Linked DNA regions of Mus musculus: all the other regions are linked to region 3. Evidence: chromatin loops called from intact Hi-C (ENCODE). Cell type or tissue: heart. All regions are shown on one strand. Region 1 overlaps Tle3 (transducin-like enhancer of split 3). Region 2 has its middle 2.3 kb from the start of Gm39349. Region 3 has its middle 5.8 kb from the start of Gm34770.

Evidence for each region. Hi-C counts contacts between places; a loop is a spot of excess contacts. Peaks named below come from ENCODE experiments on the same cell type or tissue, not always from the same donor. Only the 100,000 strongest peaks of a DNase experiment are listed, where the experiment ranks them.
Region 1: a loop joins it to region 3, with 2.0 times the contacts of the local background. A loop is called at or near these places in 6 of 42 quality-filtered maps.
Region 2: a loop joins it to region 3, with 3.0 times the contacts of the local background. A loop is called at or near these places in 2 of 42 quality-filtered maps.

The regions. Positions count from the first base shown.
Region 1 is chr9:61,377,845-61,380,344 of GRCm38, forward strand. All of the region lies in intron 4 of Tle3 (transducin-like enhancer of split 3), which reads left to right. Among named protein-coding and RNA genes, the nearest start is that of Tle3, 6.7 kb to the left of the region's middle. In heart, a CTCF peak has its summit at 1,543 (motif pointing right); a DNase peak (open chromatin) is centred at 957; H3K4me3 peaks cover 310 bases; H3K27ac peaks cover 291 bases; H3K27me3 peaks cover 1,495 bases.
Region 2 is chr9:61,335,923-61,338,422 of GRCm38, forward strand. No RefSeq gene overlaps it. Among named protein-coding and RNA genes, the nearest start is that of Gm39349, 2.3 kb to the right of the region's middle. In heart, no CTCF peak of the experiment used is centred here; a DNase peak (open chromatin) is centred at 1,519; H3K4me3 peaks cover 853 bases; H3K27me3 peaks cover 1,404 bases.
Region 3 is chr9:61,654,366-61,656,865 of GRCm38, forward strand. No RefSeq gene overlaps it. Among named protein-coding and RNA genes, the nearest start is that of Gm34770, 5.8 kb to the right of the region's middle. In heart, no CTCF peak of the experiment used is centred here; a DNase peak (open chromatin) is centred at 1,366; H3K27ac peaks cover 322 bases.

The DNA of each region.
Region 1 (2,500 bases), 280 kb before region 3:
CACTAATTGTAGTGTGGGTCTCGGGTGCATTTGGCGGATGGTGGTTAGGCCTGAGCAAACAAGTTTATCAGCTGACCTGTTTAGCGGTTGACTGGTGTTTTATCTGCACACACAATCAAGTGACTGGAGTGCTTGAATTATTCATGCAGTGTCCTGCCCTCTAGACTTGACTGTGTGATTACATCTGCCTGGAACAAACAGGCTGGATTCTTCATCTTTAAGCGAGTAGGGGTGGGGGTGGGGACTGGATGTACTTTTATATAATAGATAGTCTACAGAGCTAGCACCTTGGGAAAAGTCTGTCTAGTCATCCTCAACCTACACACACACACACACACACACACACACACACACACACACACACGCACTTCACCACCACCACATATTTTTTTCAAAAGCTCTTCTTCACTGGCTCCATGGGAAATACCAATTAGCTGAGAACCTTTCGTTCTGCCAGATGGTCCCTGGTATTGACAGAGGGCAGCTGATGAGGTACGTCCAGCCCGTTTTTATTTTACTGAGAGGTTAAACTCACTGTGGCTGGCTCTGTCCCTGGCTGTGCCCCCCCCCCCCCCAATCTCTCTTCCAAGCTGTCAAATCTCAGAGAAGTAATAAATGGGTCCTCCTACTCTTCTGCCTCCCTCCCTAATTATGGTAAAGCAAAGATTACAGAATCACAGGCCTGGCCTGTGACTTGAAGAGGTCACCACCTCCCCCAGGCTCCTGCTTCCAGGCAGAGTGTCAAGGATGATTCAGCGAGGGCCAGGAGGCGATGATGGCTGACCGACCGGCCCATCAGTTCCCGTCTTGTTCCCGTAGTGCCTTTCCAGTGTCAGCAGCAGATGACAAAGCCAGCTTAGAAACAGACTCCAGAGCAACTGTCATGCAGTGGCTTTGAGGCGTGGTGCTGGAGGAAGCCAGCCGGGAGGCTGGCCTTTCACCCTCTGTTGGTGAGCACTGATGTTTGGCAAGCTGACTTGAGGCATTTTGATTTGGGGGCAGCATCATGCCAATACTAGACAGTCACTATTTTCAGTAACCCAAGCAAGTCCCAGAGCCCCAGAGCTGGAAGAGCGAGCGCTTTGGCTTCTCATCCAAACCTTTGAAGTCATGGATGAGGAAGTAGGCTCAGAGAGACTGGAGCTGGCATCCCCAGACTGCCACAGTCACAGGTGGTGGGATCGAATGCTGTACTGCAGACTTGCCCTCCCTACCCCAGGACTCCTCTGGAGCCAGCCCCTTTCCGTAACTTCGTAGCATGCTGTGTCTTTAATTACCTCTGCTTGTCCCATGCTATTTATTATCCAGCCAGGCTCAGGCTGCAAACTTGGCTCCACCAAAGTCCAAAGTACCCCATTTGGGGTTGTATAACCGTGTCAGCTGAATGCTCTGTGTCCACAGACCTGTCCCCATTTGCCAGCTATTTGCACAACTAATGATTGTGTGTTTGGTAATAAGACAGAGGGCAGGTTCACAGATGAGGCGAAGGTGGTAATAAATAAATAAATAAATAAATAAATCCCTCACCGTTTTACCCTGACCACAAGGTGGCCATCGGCACAGGGCTGAGGACTGAAGGCCGACCATAGGCAACAGTTTTCTGGAAAGACCATGCCAAAGAGTTGACAGGCTTTGGTGGCAGTAGGATGGGGATGCAGGCCCTGGTACTAGGGGCAGTGCCTGTTTGTGTGGCATCTGGGTTGAGCGGTGAGATTGACTTCTTTGCCGGGAGCTCCTTCATTCCCCCACACCGTGGGTTCTTTGACTTTAGCTGCCTTGTTGCTCTACCTTGGAATTGTGGGGGTTGTGTGATCTCCCCAGCAGGGCACCATCTTTGCTGTACCTTGGGAATTACTGAGCCTGAAGCTCTTTTTAACTTTGTCCCATCCAGCTAGAGGGTGACCTAACCCTCTCATCTCAGGCTTCAGTGGATCCCTTGTCTGTGGTAGACGATAGAAGTGTACAGAGCAAAGCTTTCTGTACTCCTCCCGAGTCTTTTCCTTCTTGTACACCTGACCATTGAGATGACCTTAGGACTAGATGAAGATAGAGAAGCCTGCTGGGAAGCCCTACTCCCAATTCTACTATTCCATGCGCTCTTCTGAGCAGGGTTGTGTGGTTACCGGGGCTCCTTTTCTCCCTGCTCTTTAGAATTCTCCCTCCACCCAGGAAGAATCTCATTTACTTAGGGACTCCTTTACTTTTTGGTCCTCAATGCCACATTGTTGAAGGGGATTGTTGAAGGGGGAGAGAGTTGGCCAAGAAATATAAAACATTTTCCATATAGGAAAATGTTTTTCTGCATCACTGTATAAAATCCAGGAACACCAGGAGCCAGGAGGAGATAAACAGCTCTCCGCAGGGCTCGCCCGTGATCTGGCCTCGTGGATCTGAGATGAACCACTTCATCTCAGAGCAGTGGAGGATGCCCCTTTGCCAAGCACACAGTGTGTAATAGGTGCTCAGTAAACACGTGAGGGTTTCCTTCTTTGGGTTGTGG
Region 2 (2,500 bases), 320 kb before region 3:
CTATGCTGCGGCCACTTCTGGCCTTGGCTAGAGTCAAACTCTGTGCTTGGTGTGCAGTGCTGAGCAAGTTGCCATAAACCAGAAGCCAGCCAAATGCAGCAGTCTAGGGGTCGCTCTGAGATTTCCACTGTAGGCCTGGGGTTGAGATGAGAGTCACTGGAGTCATCACCTGGCTTGGAGCTGAGCTTAGGCATGACAGCCTCCGCCTCTGTATTGTGTGAAACGCCTGTTTTCCGGAATCCTGTGGACCCTCTAGCCCTGTTTTTAGTGTTCTCAAGTTGGCCTTACTGGGGTTGCACACCTAAGGACTCTCAAGTGGGTCCTCCTGTGTAATGAGGCCTTCCCTTAGCTGAGAGAAGGTATCCTTTCTAGAAGCAGGAGTCTGACTAGGACAGGAAGGTCACAGAGCTTTGGAGTGATGACAGGCAGTATTAGCAACTCCAAGCTTCACAGAAGTCCCCTGCTGTGACATTCTGCCCATTTCTCTCTCTCTCCCATTCTGGGCCACACTTAGGCCTCACTTCTCAGCCTGGTCTTTCTCTTTTCTCCATTACCCCCTCTGCCCTCAACTGTCTTCTCTCCAACATGGGATTGGGCCTGGGGCCTGGGGCCTGGGGCATGGGAGATGGGGGACTTGGCATTGGACTAGCAGCTGCCACTCTGCCTTGAGTTTGCAGAAAGTGTGGGGATCCTGAGTGACTGCCAATATTTCAAAAGCCCTGCTCAGAATCACACACGGGCCTAAACTTAGACTCTAGGGAAGGCATGGTGAACTCTGAGGGCTGAGATGTAGGTGAGACCCAAGTCACACAGCCAGTTCAATTTCTTTTACCAGGGCGTTCATGCTGGTTAAGAATAATGAAGGGGGCTGGGCTGTGTCTCGGTGGATGGAATATGAGGATGCCCCAGGTTCAATCCCTAGCACTGCATGAGACCAGGGCAAATGGTGCACACCTGTCATCTCAGTCCTTGGGAGGTAGGACAGGAGTTCAAAGTCATCCTCAGCTACATAGGGAGTTCGAGGCCAGACTGGAATACAGGACACTCTTGTTCTCGAAAGAGGGAGTGCCTCTGATAAACAGGTTGGGACTAACTCAACCAGAGTAGTCTTGCTCAAAAACTCACAGTCAATGGCCTGGAGTCCATCTGACATCTGTCCCGCCTCCACTACTGCCCTGCCCCGCCCCGCCCCCTGCATTCCTCCAGGGTTGGTCTTCTGCCCTGAATGAATTTAACCTAAAATTTACGTTTGTAGGATGTTTCCTGTAAGCCCCTCCTAAAAGTTATCTGGGCTTTCCAGCGGCTGTCCCTCCCTACTCCTCCCCCAGGGTCGTCCTGAGGACAGGGGGTTTACCAGCTAAGGGGGAGCAGGGATGTCACATCCCCAGTATCAACGAAATTTATGAGTCACGGGTACCGCCAGACCTGGCTTTCATTCGCCTTCACTCCCCACTTCCTTTCTCTGTATTAATTTCTCCCAACAGCCCAGTTATCTTCCCCCTTGGAGCCCTGCCCACCCTCACTCTCCCTCCCGACACAGCCCTATCTCTAACAGGCAAAAGCACTCAGCGCTGTGATTGCAAAGAGCTGGCTCACTCCAGCACTCACAAGTAACATGCTGTGGCTAATCAAATGTCAAAACAACCTCCTAGGTGATTTAGAGGAGCCTGGTGACAGGAAGACATTGACCACCAAGCCACCAAGAACAGACCACATTTGGTTGGCAGAAAGCAGGGATGCCAGTTTCCATCAAGGTGGGCTCCCCACCCCACCCCACCCCCAGCGAGCTTGGCTGGTTGTTCCTGGGATTAACTGCTCCGCGGTTGGCTTGTGGGCCCTCGGTTTTTTTTTTTTAATGTCCTCTTTTCCTTTGAAGGCAAGAAGATGCTCTGGGCCAAAGGTCAGTGGGGTAATGGTTGAATTTTTTTTCCCTCAGTGACAAAATGTTGCAAGGACTCTGATTCATAGCAACAACCTCGTGGTGAGGGGGAGAGAAGACACTTGTGCCTTGGACTTGGGCAAGTCGAAGCCACTCTGGACTTGTTTCCTCTCCTGGAATACGAGTGAACTGGGTTAAATGGTGCCGAGGTCCTTGAAGCGGTAGGGGCAGAACACTTCTATGCCTGCTACTTCATTTGATGTTCATGGTAACCCCAGCATGGAGCCAGGAGAGGGGTAATTATCTCTAGTTTATAGCACCGAAATGAACGGATCTGGGGCGCCTTCATCTCCACCCAGGAGCTCTGTTCCAGCCAGGAATTCGTAGCCCTCCCTGCCTACCTCAAGGTCTGCTGAGAGGGAAGTAAAAGCCTCCCCCAGCTCATATCACAAAGCAGTCCATCCTCCTGGCTCACAAAGAGAGGTGTCCCACTGTCCTGTTGTCATGGGTCCTGCAGGGGCAGGGCACAGAAAAAGAGACTCTGGCGAGACTTGGGCACACTGGAGTTAGCACGTGCTACCGTCTGCCTTTTGCCTTGAGGAATGGTCACTGTGGTTCTCT
Region 3 (2,500 bases):
GGTTTTATATATATATATATATATATATATATATATATATATATATATATATATATATAGATATATTCTGATATTTTTGAAAGCTAGAAAATAGTTTTTTTCTTGTTTATTTTTGTTTTTTAGTTTGAATGCATGTATATGTGTATACACATATTTGCATATCTATATAAGGATATATGTACATGTGGAAAAGACAACATGTATGTGTGTATTGTGGAATGTGTGTGTATGTGTATGTTGTGTTGTGTGTGTGTTGTGTGTGTGTTTGTGGTATATATGTGTTTGTGTGTGTTATGTGTGTGTTGTGGTGTGTGTGGAATGTGTGTGTTATGTGTGTATGTATGTGAGTGTGTTATATGTATATGTTCTGGTATGTGTATATGTGCTATGGGGTGTGTGTGTGTGGTGTATATGTGTTTGTGTGTGTTATATGTGTATGTATGTGAGTGTGTGATATGTGTACGTTCTGGTATGTGTATATGTGTGTGGTGTGGAGTGTGTGTGTGTATAAAGGCTGCCCTCCTTATGTCTTTGAAACAGGGTCTCTCATTGAACATGGGGTTCACTGATAGAGAAAATTGACCAATGAGCTCCAGGAAATCTCACCTTCCTCAGTGTTGGGATTACAAGTGTGTATCATCAATGGTGGCTATTTTTGCATGGACTTCAGGCCTCCACCTTGGGTCCTCATGCTTTTTGCTTATGGAGCCATTTTCCCAGCCCCAGGTGTTTTACGTGTAAAACAACTGCATTTCCAGGTGTAAAACCAAACTTTAAAACCCCCCAACACTGATCTGTGGCCTCTAACGGAATCCAGTTCCCTTTTATAAATAAAAATAAACAGAGGCACGGGACCCATCAGTGACAACCTACACACTGCAGAACTCTAGATGTAGCTAAGTTACTCGTGAGAAGACATTTGGCCCATGTCCTGCCTGAGTGCATCCTCACACACCCAGGCCCAGCCCCTCCTCCTTAGGTCCTTCCAAAAGCTGCTCTGGGACCTTACCCATGGCCTTCTGTCATGTTCTCTCCATGGCCCACATTTACAAATCTCTTTGAATATTTTTTTTTCCTTGACTGTATCCCTCTAAGACTTCAAAGTGGACCAGAACATTCCAGGCCCCAGCTGGAGGCTTCCAACGGCAGCACACACTCTTGCCTTGGGCCAAGCCCTTCCCACCTGCCCCTCCCATACCCTCTGAATGGTTTGTTCTTGGCAGCCCAGCTCCAAATAGCACAGCCAACACCCCAGAAAAGAATCCCATAAAGCCCAGTTAGGGACATGTCAGCAAAAGGGGGAAATGAGATCACAGCCACCCTGCCACCTTCCCTGGCTGGCTAAATCTGTCAGCAGCCCAGCGGTTGCCAGACCCTCCCTGACCCCTCTGGCATGTCCAGCCTAGAGCCCTGGATGCGAGCAGAGGGTGGTGATCAGTGAGCAAGGAGATGACACAGGGCCTCATAAAGCCACCAGGAATCATCCGAGAGTCAAGTGCTGAGACGAGTCTTGCCAATAACAAGGGCTTGGCAGGCTCCGAGGGAGACTGACCGAAGTGAAAAGGGATCTGGCAGGAAACTCGGGCTAGAGTCGGCCTTGGACAGTAGAGCTAATGTGGACGGATAGAGGAAGGGAGAGAGGAACTCTCAAGGTGTCAAATAGGCATGACCGAGGTACAGGAGTGAGATGGGTGTGCTGGTTCAAGTCCCCATACCCCAGCTTTTGGAGAACCTGCCATGGTTCTGACGTCTGCAACCCCACCTGTGGGCAGTGGGGGGGGGGGGGGGCTGTAGCCATGTGAGCTCAGCAGGTGTTTTAGTCTCCTGGCCCAGCCTGACCAATGCCAGGAGTATGAATGAAGGAATGGACAAATGAATCAGTGGACGGATAGATGGATGGATGGATGGATGGATGGATGGATGGATGGATGGATGGATGGAGACAAATAAAAAACTAAGCATCAATCTAATGAGAACTCTGAGGACAGATACCTTTAAAAAAACTGATACTTTGAGTTTTTCGGAGCTGTTTCCCCATCACTCTTTACACCATTCCCTTAAGCAAGCTGAGAGGCAGAGAGTGGCTTTGTGACATCTTGACAAATAAGGAAACTGAGGCTGGGTCTCACTGCTCCAGTATCCCAGATATTGTGGGTATAGTGGCTATTTGGGATGCCTGCCCTGGCTGGGGAGTCTGGCTGGCTCAGGAGGCCACTGACCTTTGCTCTTGTGAACTGGTGTAAAGATGTAAGCATCCTCTATAAAGATGCAACCCTCCTCGGCTCCATTGGGAAAGGGCACCCACTTAGCCCCTGGTTTCCTGGGAGGCAGAGGGGGAAGAGAGAAGGAAGGCTTAGTTGGCTTCAGATCACAAAAAGGAACTGGTGGCCTTGGTGGTGACCTCAGACAATGCCTGAGTCTCAGCTTTTGTCTCTGTTTGCCAGGGGAGGGAGGGATGCAGTGCTGGTCTCATGGTGCTTCTGAGAGGATGAGAGGTGCC